Linked DNA regions of Homo sapiens: region 1 is linked to region 2. Evidence: chromatin loops called from intact Hi-C (ENCODE). Cell type or tissue: PC-9. All regions are shown on one strand. Links, peaks and the distances in the headings refer to the core of each region. The heading gives the core; the rest is flanking DNA. Region 1 overlaps CTH (cystathionine gamma-lyase). Region 2 overlaps ANKRD13C (ankyrin repeat domain 13C).

Region 1 (8,553 bases), core at 412-8,411, 160 kb after region 2:
CACCTCCCTCCAGGCCCCACCTCCAACATTTGGGGATTACAACTCAACATGAGATTTGGTGGCGACACAGATCCAAACCATATCAGGCAAAAATCACCCTAATCACCTCCCAAAGGCCCACCTCCTAATCATACTAGTGATTAGATTTCAATCTATGAATTTTGGAGGACACAAATGTTCAGACCATAGCAGCTCTCTTTAAAGATTTCTTTCGCTACCTAGCCCCCTCTGCATTTGTTTCCTCCCCAGACCACCCCTCCCATACATCTATCCTTTCCTTTTTTCTCTGTCTTGTGTCTAGTTTCATCCTCTTTTGTGTTTCACTTTCTTTTGTAGATCACTTTGGGATCTCTTTATAATTAACTTGTTTCCTGCCTTTTCCACACAAGTTCTCCCTCTCTTTCCTCTGAGTAACCCAACTCTTTCCTTTCCTTGTTAGGAGATACCTTCTTCCTGCTCTTTTCTTCCTGCCTGTACCTTGTCATACTTAGTACACTTCCTGTAGTTCATCTCTATTCTGCAGAGTTCCTGAAAACCAGCTCATTTTCTCTGGCTCTTCAATTGGGCAGATGTTTACAGGTTTTATTGTTTACATTTCCCCCCTTCTGTTCTGGGTCCCTGAAGTTGATCCAGGTTGCTGCCTCCATGTGACTGGCTGACTCCCTGGGCAGTTGGTATAAACCTGCTTTTCACCTTCCTCCATTTTATTCGAAGGCATTGTCATGGTTTATTTTCCTTTCCTGAAGCACACTTCCTGGCTACATTGCATTCAGACACCTTCGTGGGCCATCTGCCTTTGGCTCATAATGTATCTTTGATTGCTGATTTTATCAGGTAAAGCAGTCTGTTTCCCAGTGAAAAATCTTCTGGCATTGTCTATTTGGCATCTTCTATTTGTCCCAGGTGGTTTTCAGTGTAAGATTCCTTATCGCAACTCCTTAGCCCATATGCCACTTACATTAGGCCAGTTAATACAGCATAGGATAGCTTTAGCTGAGACACAGTGAGTCCTGTATATTCCCAAAAAGATTGCATACGTTTTGTAGCCTGGACCTGCCCGGGTTACTCATCAAACCTGGCCCTCTTTCTCCTATTACTGTCACTAACATAGGTCTAGTTTTTCTACCTTTTTGAAGCCCACATCACATTCCGCATGCCAATGATTGGAATTTGCTTCATTTCAATTTGGATTTATTCCAGCTGAAATACTCAGAATCGCATCATCCCTAAGTAGCCACATGTGTTGTTTCCATGAAGCAAATCTTCCTGAAAAAAATCTTCTCATTGTCTTACCTTAATGAAAATGGAATATATTCTCTTTCTTCCCAGTCTTTTGTCCTCTGGATCTTCTGTAAGTCTCACGAAAGGCAAAATAGACCTACCATCATCAAGTTTCAGAGTAGCACCTCTGGAGTCAGGCAGTCTGGGTGTGAGTCCTGGCTCTACCAGCTTTTTAATCTGAGGGATCTATCTCATTTTTCTTAGTCCCCTTTCCTCACCTGTATGATGAGAGCCATAAAGGTACTGATTTTATTGAGTTAGGTATTTTGTACACTGCTTCCCTGGGTTATATAAAGTACGTAGCATGATTCTCAGAAGATAATGAGATCAGAGGTGTTAGTGATTTGGTTTTTATTTTTCCTTCTCTTTTGGCTGTAGAGTTTACAGAATGTTAGCACTAGAAAAGACCTTAGGCCTCACCTACTTTGACCCCATCCCTTTAGGAACCCTAAATGAAAAGTTCCCATAGCCACCTATACTAATATCTTCCAAAGACTAAACAGCTCTAATGAGGGTGAAATAAAAACACACAGTTCTATGTTTAGGAAAATGTAAAGGGAAAGATGTTGATAATGTATGTTTTTGTTTGTTTGTTTGTTTTGAAATGGAGTCTTGCTCTGTCGCCCAGGCTGGAGTGCAGTGGCGCGATCTCAGCTCACTGCAACCACCGCCTCCCCGGTTCAAGCAATTCTCCTGTCTCAGCCTCCCGAGTAGCTGGGATTACAGGTTTCCACCACCACCCCCCGCTAATTTTTGTATTTTTAGTAGAGATGGGGTTTCACCATGTTGGCCAGGCTGGTCTCAAACTCCTGACCTCAAGTGATCCACCTGCCTAGGCCTCCCAAAGTGCTGGGATTACAGGCGTGAACCACCACTCCCGGCTTGACAGTGTTTTATTAAGTGGAAAGTCTACACTTTTCACTCTGGTTGTAAACAAATACATTTTAAGACTACAGGATTAACCTAGAGGACATTATGTTAAGTGAAATAAGCCAGGCACAGACAGACATATATAGCATGATCTCATTCATGTGTGGAATGTAAAAAATGTTGATCTCATAGAAGTAGTGAATAGAACAGCGGTTACTAGAGTCTGGGGAAGGGAGGGTGGAGGTGGGGAGGACAGAGGATGGTCAATGGGTACAAAGTTACAATTAGAAGGAGGAATAGAGGAATAAGTTTTGGTGTTCTACTGCACAAAAGGATGATCATAGTTACAATAAGATACTGTATATATCAAAATAGGAGAGAGGATTTTAAATGTTTCTACTACAAAGAAATGATAAATATTTGAGATGATGGGCATGCTAATTACCCTGCTTTTGATCATTACACAATTACACATGTATTGAGCATCACATTATACTCCATGACTTAAAGGATTAATTTACAGGAAAATTGGGTGAAAGAAAACACTTTTAAAAATTCCTTTTCATTTTTATTTTTCTTAATTCTCCCAGTTTCAGACATATTTATTTATTTATTTATTTATTTATTTGAGACAGAATCTTGCTCTGTCACCCAGGCTGGAGTGCAGTGGTGTCATGAAAAGCTCACTGCAACCTCTGCCTCCTGGGTTCAAGTGATTCTCCTGCCTCAGCCTCCTGAGTAGCTGGGATTACAGGTGCGTGCCACCATGCTCAGCTAATTTTTTTGTATTTTTAGTAGAGATAGGGTTTCACCATGTTGGCCAGGCTGGGCTCAAACTCATGGCCTCAAGTGATCCACCCACCTCAGCCTCCCAAAGTATTGGGATTACAGGTATGAGCCCCCGCACCCAGCAAATTTCTTTCTTTCTTGTTGTTTTTTAAGATAAAGTCTTGCTCTGTCACTCAGGCTGAAGTGCAGCGGCTTGATCATGGTCCACTGCAGCCTGAAACTCCTGATCTCAAGTGATCCTTCTGCCTCAGCCCCCTAAATTGCTGGGATTACAGGAGTGAGCCATTCTCCAACTCCCAGCCGTCTAGATTTCTTGTAATACCTAATACAATGTACATGCTTTATAAATGGTTGTTACACTATATTGTTTAGGAACTAATGACAAGAAAAAAGTCTGTACATGTTCAATACAGACACAACTGTTCATCTATTTTTCCAAGTATTTTTTTACCCATGGTTGGTTGAATCCATGGATGTGAAACCCACACATAGGAAGGGCTGAGTAATTAGGAATCAAGATCATGACAAACCCCAAATGTAAATAATCACAGCATACGTCATGAGGTTTTAATGATTAAAAATCTAAGCAGATGAGTTTATACTTACTCTACATAAAAATTGCTGAATGTTCATTTCAACTATTTTATGTGTTTAATGAGTCATAAAATACTAGAGTCTCTACTGTAGGTAATAAATTTAGAGTCCTGTCAGCAATTGCTATAAAGAAACAGGTTCAAGAGACCAGTTGACCTGGGCTTATCTGCGCTTTCCAAGAAACTTTTGCCTTCAGATTCAATACTGGATTCAATACTTTACATTTTTCTTTGGTGGGAGGGAGGCAAAGGAGAAATAATATCAGAGATCCTGGAAAATTTTAAGATGCACATACTTTTGCAAAGTTAGTATTGATTAGAATAAGAATGGAATTTATAATTGCAAATAGGCAGGTAATGAAGCATATTTTCAAATTGTTTCTCATTTAAAGTAAAAAACTTGTTCTTTCAGCGCCCTTTGGCTCTGGGAGCTGATATTTCTATGTATTCTGCAACAAAATACATGAATGGTAAGATGCATACTTTGAATGTTCTTTTTCATGGATAGGTGAAAATTGCATAGGGCTTGGCTTTTGATCCCTTTTCTTTGATTATTTTGTAGATTATTTCCTGTGACTCATAGAGAGAGTAAAAAAAAAAATCCTTTGATTAAATGTAGGATTTCATTAACAGTACACAAAACTATGCTCATGATTTATGAGAAGAGGATTAAAGTTGGCCATAAAAAGTTATGCTTTTATCTTGCTGACACCTTAAAGAAACATTTTGTTTTTATATAATTTTTATTTTCTTGTTTTAGACATAGCTTTTGCTACTGTCCAGTTGAATAAAGGTTACTTAAACTTATTTTATAGAGCTTTTTCCCTGAGAGTTTTTTCAAGTGAAAATCACATTTTGAAAATTATAAAATAAAGAGTAAACATAAATTGTTTCTAACTGAAATTTTTGTTTGTTTGTTTGTTTTTTGTTTTTAGGCCACAGTGATGTTGTAATGGGCCTGGTGTCTGTTAATTGTGAAAGCCTTCATAATAGACTTCGTTTCTTGCAAAACTGTAAGTATTAAAAAGTGCAGGTTCCCTATGACACTCTCAGTGACTACATTTGATATTTGTATTTCCACTAAGTGATGTGAAGTGATGGCATTCTAATAATTTATGAAGAAATGAAAAATAGAGGAGAAAAATTCTGATTTTTTTTATTTATTAATTTTTTTTTTTGAGATGGAGTTTCACTCTGTTGCCCAGGCGGGAGTGAAGTGGCGTGATCTCAGCTCACTGCAACCTCCACCTCCTGGGTTCAAGCGATTCTCCTGCCTCAGCCTCCTGAGTAGCTGGGATTACAGGTGCCCACCACCATGCCCAGCTAATTTTTTATATTTTTAGTAGAGACGGGGTTTCACCGTGTTGACCAGGCTGGTCTCAAACTCCTGACCTCAGGTGATCCACCTGCCTTGGCCTCCCAAAGTGTTGGGATTACAGGCATGAGCCACCGTGCCTGGCCAAAAAAATTTTTTCTGATTTTAGAGGAAAGTGTTATAAAAATAGTTATTGCAGGCTGGGCACGGTGGCTCATGCCTGTAATCCCAGCACATTGGGAGGCTGAGGCAGGTGGATCACTTGAGCTTAGGAGTTTGAGATCGGCCTGAGCAACATGGCAAAACCCTGTCTTTACCAAAAATACAAACCAATTAGCCAGGTGCAGTGGCATGTGCCTGTGGTCCCAGATACTCAGAGGCTGAGGCAGGAGGATTACCTGAGCCTGGGAGGCGAAGGTTGCAGTGAGCTGACATCGTGCCACTGCAATCCAGCCTGGGCAACAGAGTGAGATCCTGTCTCAAAAAACAAAAAACAAAAACGGTTATAGCATAGCAAGGCTTTATGATATGATATAAGAAATGAGTTTTTTTATTTTCATGTCCATCTTAATTATAATCATAATTTGATAAAGCCCTAGTGAATTTTTAGTTTCAAGACTTAATGGTTTTTTTTTCTTTTTTAAAATTACATTTGAAATGAGGGCTTTCATATACTATACCTTTTATATCACGAATGATGGTTAATTTTAAATAGCACTTACAGTATAAACTTACATTTTTCAATAGATGTCTAAACACCATTTCCTATTTACATTGCTTAGTTTATCTCCAGTATAGTTAAAGATTAAGCCATTGTAACTTGACAGGTAAAATATAAACATGATTAGGAATAAAAATGTCCTCCACAAGGGAAACTGAAACTTATTGCTTGATAAGTGTCCTTTGGTTTATAAAAAGTAGAAATGAAGTATATATCCTGGAGGCATGTGAAATCATTGACCGCTTTGCACAAAGGCTAAATAGAATATTAGTAGAATATTCAGTAATAATAGGACTTGAACTGCTGTTTTTCTCTGTATGTTAAAATAATTTTTCAAAGAAATACAAGGTTAGGCTATGAACAATTTATGATTTTATTAAAATCATAGAAAGGACTACTTATCTTCATATTTGAGAAGTTTATATCATTGTGCTTTTACTTAGTTTTCAGCATATTTGCTTCCCCTCATTTTAAAGTAAATTTCTCTAAGCATATTCTATGCTTTGTTCTTCTGCTTCTGATTTGATATATTATTTTCCTCCTAGAACTCAAACATTGAGCTTTACACCTAGCTTCTGAGAGTCACTGTAATGGAAAAGAGAAGCCAGATAATTTCTTGGCCATACCCTGCCTTCAAACTTATCCAGGATGTGTTCATTTTGCAGCTCTTGGAGCAGTTCCATCTCCTATTGATTGTTACCTCTGCAATCGAGGTCTGAAGACTCTACATGTCCGAATGGAAAAGCATTTCAAAAACGGAATGGCAGTTGCCCAGTTCCTGGAATCTAATCCTTGGGTAGAAAAGGTTATTTATCCTGGTATGTTAATTTGATTTCTAAGCAGATCTACTAGGATTTCAGCAGTTATCCTGAGCATCGTGTTTATGTAACATTTATTTGTAAGTTAGGTGCTTTCACGTATTGTTTTTGTTCATTTATTATTGAGCACTGCCATGTGTCAGGCTCTGTGGTGGGTCAGGTGGAAAGAAGATAGACCTGGTCTCTACTGTTGTATTGCCTCTAGTTTAGTGGATGCTTGGATAGTAGAAAATCAGTTTTATGCATTAGTTGTTCCTGTGGTGGTCTGTGATTTGAAGGCTTGTGTATACCTATTCAAAGATTTTAACATTAGACTTTTCAGTTGATTTGCTTATAATCTTGTCTGTCTGCTATTCAGCATTAGCTGTCACTTTAATCTGATAGAGGTTTGTCCCAGTTGAGACTTGATATTAGGTGCTAAAATTCCCCTGAGGTTCTCTCTCTCTCTTTTTTTTTTTTTTTTTTTTTGAGACGGAGTTTCACTCTTGCCCAGGCTGGAGTGCAATGATGCAATTTCAGCTCACTGCAACCTCTGCCTCCCGGGTTCAAGTGATTCTCTTGCCTCAGCCTCCCGAGTAGCTGGGATTACAGGTGCCCGCCACCACGCCCAGCTATTTTTTGTATTTTTAGTAAAGACGGGGTTTCACCATGTTGGCCAGTCTGGTCTCGAACTCCTGACCTCAGGTGATCTGCCTGCCTTGGCCTCTCAAAGTGCTGGGATTACAGGCGTGAGCCACTACGCCCAGCCCCCTGAGGTTCTCTCCTGTATTTCTCTCCTGTATTTTTATTCCTTCACCTCTTCCAGCATCTAGAAAGTCTTCTGTGGAGTTGGCTGACTTACATCTTACTTTTTGAATTTATTTTTACCAGTCTTTTAAGCTGTGGTGGTCCTAAGTAGTTCTTTTCTTTTTAGATCCTTTTGAGGGTTCTAGCATCTAGAATATATAGAAAAATTAAGACTGGAATTTCACTAGGAAATTCACAAGGAATTTAGAGAAACCAAAGCGAAATACATATGAAACTAAATGCCCTAAAGGTACTTTAGGTAAAGAGCTGTTGATTGATATATATTTTGGATGGAGGGAGAGAGAAGAGTTTTGAGCTATGCCATGAAGAATGGGCAGCATTGGTTAAAAGGGCATAGACAAGGTATTGGAGATTTATTCAAGAAATTTTTATTAAACGCCAGCTATGAGCCAGGCTTTGCACTAGGAACTGGGATCCAATTAGTAACAAAAGAAATGGATTTGCCCTCATGGAGCAACTCTGGTGGCTAAGACAGATACTAAGCAAGAAATTACAGGATATAATTAACAAGGGAAGTCCAGGTTGAAGGGACAGCATGTGCAAAGGTCCTGAGATGAAAGGGAGTGCAGTGGTGCTGGCATAAAGAAAGCTGAAGAGGGTAGAAAAGATGAGGCAACATGAAGCTGGAGAGATAGGGGCCCAAGCAAGTAGTCAGATGTGAGCATGGCATAATCCTCGTCTTAGGCTTATTTGCAGTTAAGTAGACAGTGAAAAATACCACCCTCCCCCCCCAAAAATTACATGTTTAATTCTAAAATAAGACTTATGATACCTTATGATTACAGGGCTGCCCTCTCATCCACAGCATGAGTTGGTGAAGCGTCAGTGTACAGGTTGTACAGGGATGGTCACCTTTTATATTAAGGGCACTCTTCAGCATGCTGAGATTTTCCTCAAGAACCTAAAGGTAAACTTACAAAATAGGTTTAAAATTGTAGGAGGTAAGGCCTTACAGCAGTTCACTATCTCTCACTTCTACTCAAGCCAGATAATGTTTTTGTATCTGCAGGTTACACTCATAAACCTCTTTATCATGAAATGCATTGGGTTGAAAACAACTTAAACAACAATGTAGCAGACATCTAAATATGTTCACTTACTTAACTCTCCACATACTACAATCAGTTTGGAGACACAGAGTATTCTAATGCATTTATTTAAAAGTGAACCCCTTTTTTCAGATGAAATAGGTAAAACCTCGAAGTAGTGTGCAGTTAGTGCACTGCACAAGGGCTGTTCTAAAATCCATCCTGTGAATGGCTTTCCAAACCCTGTGCCTCCTAAGCTGCATCTGACTGGGGTGAGGCCTTTGTCTAATTTTCAAAAAGCCAGGAGGAGGCTCTCAGGGGCCTTGAGCAA
Region 2 (8,553 bases), core at 197-8,196:
ATTCCTAGTTTAATTCCATTGTAATCAGAGAACACACTCGGTATGATTTTCGGTTCTTTTATATATATTCAGGTTTGTTTATAGCCAATATGGTCTACCTTGGTATATGTTCCATGGGCACTTGAAATGTATGTGTATTCTGCTGTTGTTGGGTAGAGTATTCTATAAATGCCAATTAAATCCTTTGGCTTATGATGTTGTTGATCTACATCCTTGCAAATTTTCTGTCTGTTGTTATATCAATTGTTGAGAGAAGGGTGTTGAGTCTCCAGTTATAATTGTGGATCTATTTTTCCTTTCCATTCTTTCAATTTTTGTTTCATCTATCTTGCAACTCTGTTACTTGGTATATATACATTTAGAATGGTCACATCTTCTTCATAGATTGACCCTTTTATCACTAAATAATGTCCCTCTCTGTCTCTAATAATTTTCTTTGCTCTGATATCTGCCTTAATTTTAATATGGCCAATCCTGTTTTCCTTTGATTAGTGTTTGCATGATATATCTTTTTCCACTCTTTCACTTCTAATCGGCCTATATCATTATATTTCAAGTGAGTTTACTGAAAATAGCAGACAATTGGATCATGGTTTTTGTTTTGTTTTGTTTTTTTATTGAAACAATCCTGCTCTGTCACCCAGGCTGGAATGAGTACAGTGGCGCGATCTTGGCTCACTGCAACTTCCGTCAGCCTCCTAAGTTTAAGCAATTCTCCCACCTCAGCCTCCCAAGTAGCTGGGATTACAGGGATGAGCCACTGCACCCAGCCTGGATCATGTTTTTTAATCCACTTTACCAATCACTATCTTTTAATTGGTATATTTAGACCATTTACATTTAATGGTATTATTAATATGTTAGGGCTTAGGTCTGCTATTTTATTTTTTGTTTTCTGTTCATTCTCTCTGTTCTTCATTTCTCTGTTTTCTTTTTCTTGCCATCCTTAGGTTACCTATTTTTTAGAATTTCATTTTAATTTATCTATGGTGTTTTTGAGTTATCTCTTTTTACAGCTTCTATAGTGGCTGCTCTAGGTATACATTATTGTGTGTATGTGTGTGTGTGTCTGTATCACAATTTCCCGGTGTCATAATTTTACCAACTCAAGTGAAGTAAACTTATCTCCCTTCATGTCCCTATACCTTCCCCCATTTAAAATATAATTGTAAATAGAAAGTAAGAATAGAGAGACAAAAGTAGGCTTTCAAATAGCTTGGCTGTGAAAAGCAAAGATTAAAGCAAGTGCTGGTGGAATTACAGGTGCTTTTTTGTTGTTGTTGTTGTTTTTTGTTTGATTTTAAAAGGGGAGAGACCTGAGCAAGCCTAACAACTGAGAGGAAAAATGCAGTACAGACAGGTAGAAGGAAAACGAGAAATATGAAGTCACTCATACAGCTAGCTTCCCCGCCCCCACCTTGAGACAGAGTCTTGCTCTTGTTGCCCAGGCTGGAGTGCAATGGCGTGATCTTGGCTCACTGTAACCTCTGCCTCCTGGGTTCAAGTGATTTTCCTGCCTCAGCCTCCTGAGTAGCTGGGATTACAGGTACCCGCCACCACACCTGGCTAATTTTTAGTAGAGACAGAGTTTCACCAAGTTGGCCAGGCTGGTCTCGAACTCCTGACCTCAAGTGATCCACCTGCCTTGGCCTCCCAAAGTGCTGGGATTACAGGCGTCAGCCACTGTGCCCGGCGATACAGCTAGCTTTTAAAAAGAGCTAGGAGGAGAATAGATCCATAATACAAATGAAGACATTACTCAAGCTAAGAAGAGGGGCGCCACTTCCAGTGAGATAGGAAGATGAAAGAAAAGGTTGGGCTTGGGGCAGAAAAATCTGTATGGGGTGTTGGAAGTAGTGAGGGAGGTCCCATTTCTGATATTCTCTTTTTGTATCAAAGGAAGTAAAAATCATCTGCGCTTAGGTTGTAGGAGAAAGTGGTGGGGGAGGATGAAGATTTGATGATGAAAGAGGGTCAAATTTAGTCTTTGAGCAAAATGAGAGAAGAAGCCAATCAGAGAAAAGACCATTCATAATCAGCACTTAAAGCTCTGGCTGATTCTGAAAACATGTAATTGTGTTAACAATAATTTCCAAAATTTTTTTTTGATTTTTTAGTTTTTTTTTAAAATTATTATTATACTTTAAGTTTTAGGGTACATGTGCACAATGTGCAGGTTAGTTACATATGTATACATGTGCCATGCTGGTGCGCTGCACCCACTAACTCGTCATCTAGCATTAGGTATATCTCCCAATGCTATCCCTCCCCCCTCCCCCCTAATTTCCAAATTTTTATAATTTATCCCAGTTGTGTTTTTTATCCTAAATGTAGAAAAAGAAACGGTGAAAGAGTAAACATACACAGGAGGAAGTTTTACAGGGTTGGTTCAAAAGAAGGACAGAGAAACAAAAGAGAAATAGTTAAACAAATACCCCATAACTTTAAGTATACAAGCAAAATATTATTCCTTGTTAAAAATGTGGTTCTACATCAGAGAAATGCCTGCAAAAAAAGGACTGCAGACTTTTTTCTTCTCATATAATGAAAATATTTCCTTTGCATAAAAATAAATGTATTGTGGGGTTTGATTTGGGTTTGTTTAGAACTTAAAAATAGATGTGAATACAGAGATAGTTTGAAATTCTCAACTGTTTAACTCCTGTTCTCTATTCTGGTTTGTCATGGGTCTCTTAACAGTACCTAGAAGGGAGTCTAAAACTCGAAATATTTCCCTCACCATAGAAAATGGCAGTGGAGTTTTAAACTTCTGCAGAAATGCGAACACAAAGATCCCTTATGGCTATGGCACACAGCTCTGAATTGCATTAGTTTTCTAACCATTTCTGCCTAAGATCTTATCACTGATTTCTCCAAGTAGACACTGGGTTCCTAGTGCTTTTGAATTGCAAAGGGCAACTAGAGTGACATTTTGAAAATCACTTATTTAAAAGTCATTTTTCAAAAAAAAAAAAAAAAGTCATTTTTCATCTAGAAAATGTTTATTTCCAAGTGTGCAAAATTGTGAAGATCAGGTTTAATTTTTAGCAATGAAAACATTTTGGCCTAAGTATTCTGAGATGTGGTTTTAAAAATATTGGATAAAACAAGATACATCTGAAGAATTACAGCACTCATTAAATACTGAGTGGTTGAATTGATGGATAGTGTTAAAGGAGCTCCTGAAGCTTGAATTAATGCTAAATCTAAATCTAAACACCCAAAACACCTTTTAATAGTGTCTTCTTCCTTGGTTTCTGATATGTTAGAAAGAAAACTATATGCAAAAATGAGTGTACTATTTCTAAAGATCATTGCTTAAGATGAAATTAAACATTTAGGGCTGAAAAATAAAACGTATGAGTATTACTTTATCCATCAACAGTAACTGCTTACTCCAGAAACATTCTCACTACACAGAAACTGAAAGCATAGCTGAAAATCTGGGCTAATCTCTAGTCTCCCTATTTCACATGAAAAACATTATTACAATACATCATTAGTTTACCCACACTTTTCTTGTGTGAAATAGATCCCTTACATTTAATTTAAATCAAGTAGAATAAGAATTCTCATCAGGCACTTTAAATATTTGACAAAACATAAATAAATGCATATAATTACTGAAAAACTTTACGAAAATGTAAGCAACTAGGAAATCTATTTTCCTTTAAAACAGCAGCCCCCAACCTTTTTGGCACGAGGGATCTGTTTCGTGAAAGATAATTTTTCCACAGACTGGTGGGGACTGGGGAGGGCTTTGGAATGAAACTGTTCCATCTCAGATCAGGCATTAGATTTCATAAGGAGCGTGCAACCTAGATCCCTCACATGTGAAGTTCACAATAGGGTTCATGTTCCTACAAGAATCTAATGCCACCACTGATCTGACAGGAGGCAGAGCTCAGGCGGCAATGCTCACTAGCCTGCCGCTCAGCTCATCTCCTGCTGTGCACCCCACTCCTAAAAGGTCACGAACCAACAGAGGTGTTGGGGACCCCTGCTTTAAAAGAAATTGCTTATTAAATGTTAATAAACAGCTCCATATTCCTAATGGACACTAAAATTATATCTAATTTTTTCTCTTACCTAATTTTACAGGAAAGCCTGGAGGAAGCTTCATCTGAACAAATTCTCTAAGCTTGTTAAAGTGCTTGAAGGGAGCTACTACTTCTAAAACATTCAATAATCTGAAAAATGGAAGAAGAAAAAAATGTTTTCATTGTTCAAATTGCCTTGTGTCCTTATGCTTTTCAACTACATGCTTCAAACCTGGACAGTAGTATTGACTTCCAGATACTAAGGATGAGTAAATTACAGACTTTATTCCTCCTAACTTTTTACTCTATAATGGTTTACAACTTTTGATTGTGCAGCCATAATTTTCACAATTGTTTGATTTTAGGTCCATATTTAGATGGACTCAAAGCTAGTAACTAGATTCACTGTTTGGGTGGCTGATTTCCACTGTCAATTTATTGTGTGTGTAAAAGGCTCTTATGTGCTTAATATTCCTTGATTTCCTGCATATTTGATAAATGATTGCTTCTTATCTTTAAAGGGAAACTTGACTCACATAAAATTTCAGGTTATACTGTCTTTCCTTCTGAACTACAATTTCATAATATCTCTTAGCATTCTATATCATATTAGTCATTATGCTATAATTTCTTTCATCTTTTGGTTGGATGGATTTCTTTTTTAAGTAGTAGCATTTTTCTTTGAAAAAAGTCCTACGACTGCTACGTTTCTTGAATTCTTTTGTGCTTGAGAATATCTTCAGTTGCCTCCATACATAAATTAAAGTTAGAAATACTGACAGATCACACTTTTGTTACTTCAGATAAGTAAAGACATATGAAAAAATGGAAGGCCAGGCTGATTTTATCCCTTTTCTGCCCGGATGCCTTTGGATTTATCAACAACTGAAGCCCAATAGTTTGATCAGGATAATTTTTGTTACTAATCATTCTGTACCAATTTTTCGTGGAACCTAATGTCATCCTATAGATTTAGTTCTTCATTACAGAGAAATTTTCTTCTATCATATTTTGAATATTATTTTGGTTATACTTGGACGCCTTTTAAGTAAAACATGAATGACTCATATTGAACCATTTTTGTCCTCCATATCTATTGCTCATGTAATTTCTTTAATCTCTTCTACTGAATTCACCAAGAGTTGTCAAAATTTAATTTTCAGTTACATCGATTCTGTTCATTATTGTTTCTACTGTATTTGTTTTGTAATAGTGCCATTTAGTGCTCAATTTATTTCCTCAGCTTTACAATCTCCTTTTCATTTCATTTTACTGTCTTATATTCTCATCTCAGAAAGATCTGCTTTACTGATTTCATGTTCTTTCTTGTTTTCTATGGCATTTATAGGTAATTTTCTTTTTTTTTTTTCTGAACTTTTAGAACAAATTATTTGTCTGGCATTTGTATGCTGTGTTCTCTATTTCTTTTTTTTTTTGAGATGGAGTTTCGCTCTTGTTGCCCAGGCTGGAGTGCAATGGCGTGATGTCGGCTCAACGCAAACTCCGCCTCCCGGGTTCAAGTGATTGTCTCAGCCTCCCGAGTAGCTGGGATTACAGGTATGCACCACCACACCCGGCCAATTTTGTATTTTTAATAGAGACGGGGTTTCTCCATGTTGGTCAGGCTGGTCTCAAACTCCCAACCTCAGGTGATCCACCCGCCTCAGCCTCCCAAACTGCCAGGATAACAGGTGTGCACCACCATGTCCGGCTCCTTATTTCATTTTCTTTTTCAAGAGTAGTGGTTATAACTGCCACATTTTATAAATTCTAAGATATTCTTTTTTTTTTTCATGTAACATATCTGAAATTAGGATAACTCCTAAAATTGATGACGTCTTAATATTAGCTGCAGTTTTCTTCTTTATTAGCAAGTAGAATATAAAATTGGTGAATCTTTGGCCAGGTGTGGTGGCTCACATCTGTAATCCCAGCACTTTAAGAGGCCCAGGTGGACAGATCACCTGAGGTCAGGAGTTTGAGACCAGCCTGGCCAACATGGTGAACCCCATCTCTACTAAAAATACAGAAATTATCCAGGCGTGGTAGCACATGCCTGTAGTCCCAGCTAGTTGTCAGGCTGAGTTGGGAGGATCACTTGAACCTGGGAGGCAGAGGTTGCAGTGAGCCGAGATTGTGCCACTGCACTCCAGCCTTGGCAACAGAGTGAGACTCTGTCTCAAAAAATAAATAAATAAATAAATAAATAAATAAATAAAATAATAAAATAAAATTGGTGCATCGAGTCAACTGGGTCCTAGATATGACAAATTTTGGCAGATGTGTAGGTGTGGCTAACTCTCCACATTTTCTGAGACTTATCTCTCTCTGACATAACTTGAGGGCTGTATAGAACAATCTATCTACTTATCTAAAGCCTAGATATGGGTAAAGCTCAGGTATGTATGTACTTTTTAAAAATATATGCACCCTGCTCTCTTCTCCGATCATTTTTAAAAAATGTATTAGGCCGTTAAAAAAAATTAATGCATTAGGCCAGATTTGAAAGGGAAGGAACTAGTAAGAGAAAATCGCCCAGTGCTTCATCTCCTCCCTCCCACTTTAGTGAGGAGCCTAAAACTATAGTTGTATCAGTCAGCTCTTGCTACCCATCTCTCATTCCAGCCATCTCTCCAAATAGAGTATTTTTAAAAAGGAGCATCCAATGAGTACATGTTGGAGAGGATATATTCAATATGTTTACCACAATATTGTTGAAAATGGTGACAAACTACAAATAATCAAAATGTTTATCAGTAGATGAATGATAAACAACAGTATATCAACACTACAAAATAACAAGGAAAAAGAATAGACGAAAATATAATCACTGTAAAACTTCAAGACACACTCATTTTTTCTTTTTTCTTTTTTTTTTTGAGACGGACTCTCCAGGCTGGAGTGCAGTGGCACGATCTTGACTCACTGCAACCTCTGCCTCCTTGGTTCAAGCGATTCTCCTGCCTCAGCCTCCCTAGTTGCTGGGATTAGAGGCACATGCCATATGCCCAGCTAGTTTTTGTATTTTTAGTAGAGATAGGGTTTCACCACGTTGGCCAGGCAGATCTCAAACTCCTGACCTCAGATGATCCGCCCACCTTGGCCTCCCAAAGTACTGGGATTACAGGCATGAGCCACCACGCCCAGCCAAGACACACTCACTTTTAAATGAAAACAAGGAACACACAGAAGAAAACGTGAACCATTCCCCCATTTTTATTTTAAAAAATGCAAAAACACGGATAACTCTAGACAAAAATACAATAGTCATTAACTATTGATGTGTTAAAATAACACATTTTATTCTGTAAATTTCCATACTTTTGGATTTTTTTAAAACAAGCATGTATTCACGTATTACTTTTTATAATTTAAAAACCTACTCGGCTGGGCGTGGTGGCTCACGCCTGTAATCCCAGCACTTTGGGAGGCTGAGGTGGGTGGATCACCTGAGGTCAGGAGTTTGATGCCAGCCTGGCCAACATGGCGAAACCTCATCTCTACTAAAAATACAAAAATTAGCCGGGCGTGGTGGTGGGCACCTATAATCCCAGCTACTCAGGAGGCTGAGGCAGGAGAATTGCTTGAACCTGGGAGGTGGAGGTTGTGGTGAGCCAAGATCGCGCCACTGCACTCCAGCCTGGGTGACAGAGCAAGACTCCATCTCAAAAAAAAAAAAAAAAAAAAAAAGAAAGAAAGAAAATCTACTCAAAAATTTATCTGGTGAAAGTAGTAAAAATCAATACTTTTGCGAACCAGAAAAGTTCTAGAACAGTGCACACACTATCAAGGCAATGGCTATTTGCTTTTCATTTCAAAGGTCTCAAATGCACCACTGGGGTGCAAATATTATTACAGCCTTTAGGGTTTAATAGTTTCTTTCATAAACATTTGTAGTTAGTAACAAACTTACAACTCTATCCCTAAGGGAAATTCCTGGCTCATGGCTATCGTAGCTTTAAACGTTTTCTTACTCTCTTTGCACACCAATTCTCTACCCAGATGAGGAGCTCTAAAATGGGAGGAAAAAAAATGTTAGGAAACTTTTTCCATAGTCTATCACCTTCCTAAGAAGCATCTGTCATCTTTCAATGACATTCATTAATATTTCAATTTTTCTTACTCTGTCTACAGAAATAAAGTTATGCTAAAAGGGAATAAGATATGTATAAGAAATTAAGACAAGGGCAATAAAAAAGAATAGCAAAGAGTAAAAGTTCAGAAATTATTAGATCTAAACTAATTTCACATTGAATATAATTTTAATAACCACTATTTTTAGGAATAAAGAAAATCATTAGTAAAAAAATTTTTAAGGTATTATTGTATATCTTTAAAGTCACTTATTCAATTCAATCTTCTTTACTGTCTATTACAGCCTCTGCATTGATCAATAAGAAATATTGTGAAGAATAAGGAATTCTATATTAACTATTATCAAAAGAAAATTATCAATGTAGCATAAAGATCTAATTGGCTTTTATTTGCAACTCTAGCACAGGACAATACCTAA

What was found. A loop is a pair of places that touch in the nucleus more often than their neighbours do. Peaks named below come from ENCODE experiments on the same cell type or tissue, not always from the same donor. Only the 100,000 strongest peaks of a DNase experiment are listed, where the experiment ranks them.
Region 1: a loop joins it to region 2, with 2.6 times the contacts of the local background. A loop is called at or near these places in 3 of 110 quality-filtered maps.

What each region holds. Positions count from the first base shown.
Region 1 is chr1:70,425,849-70,434,401 of GRCh38, forward strand. CTH (cystathionine gamma-lyase) reads left to right here. Exons shown (of 12, transcript NM_001902.6): 6 at 3,946-4,003; 7 at 4,469-4,546; 8 at 6,235-6,387; 9 at 7,980-8,101. Among named protein-coding and RNA genes, the nearest start is that of CTH, 19 kb to the left of the region's middle. In PC-9, for the core only: no CTCF peak of the experiment used is centred there; a DNase peak (open chromatin) is centred at 3,583.
Region 2 is chr1:70,266,767-70,275,319 of GRCh38, forward strand. ANKRD13C (ankyrin repeat domain 13C) reads right to left here. Exons shown (of 13, transcript NM_030816.5): 11 at 7,954-8,052; 12 at 4,090-4,190. Among named protein-coding and RNA genes, the nearest start is that of SRSF11, 50 kb to the left of the region's middle. In PC-9, for the core only: no CTCF peak of the experiment used is centred there; a DNase peak (open chromatin) is centred at 4,585.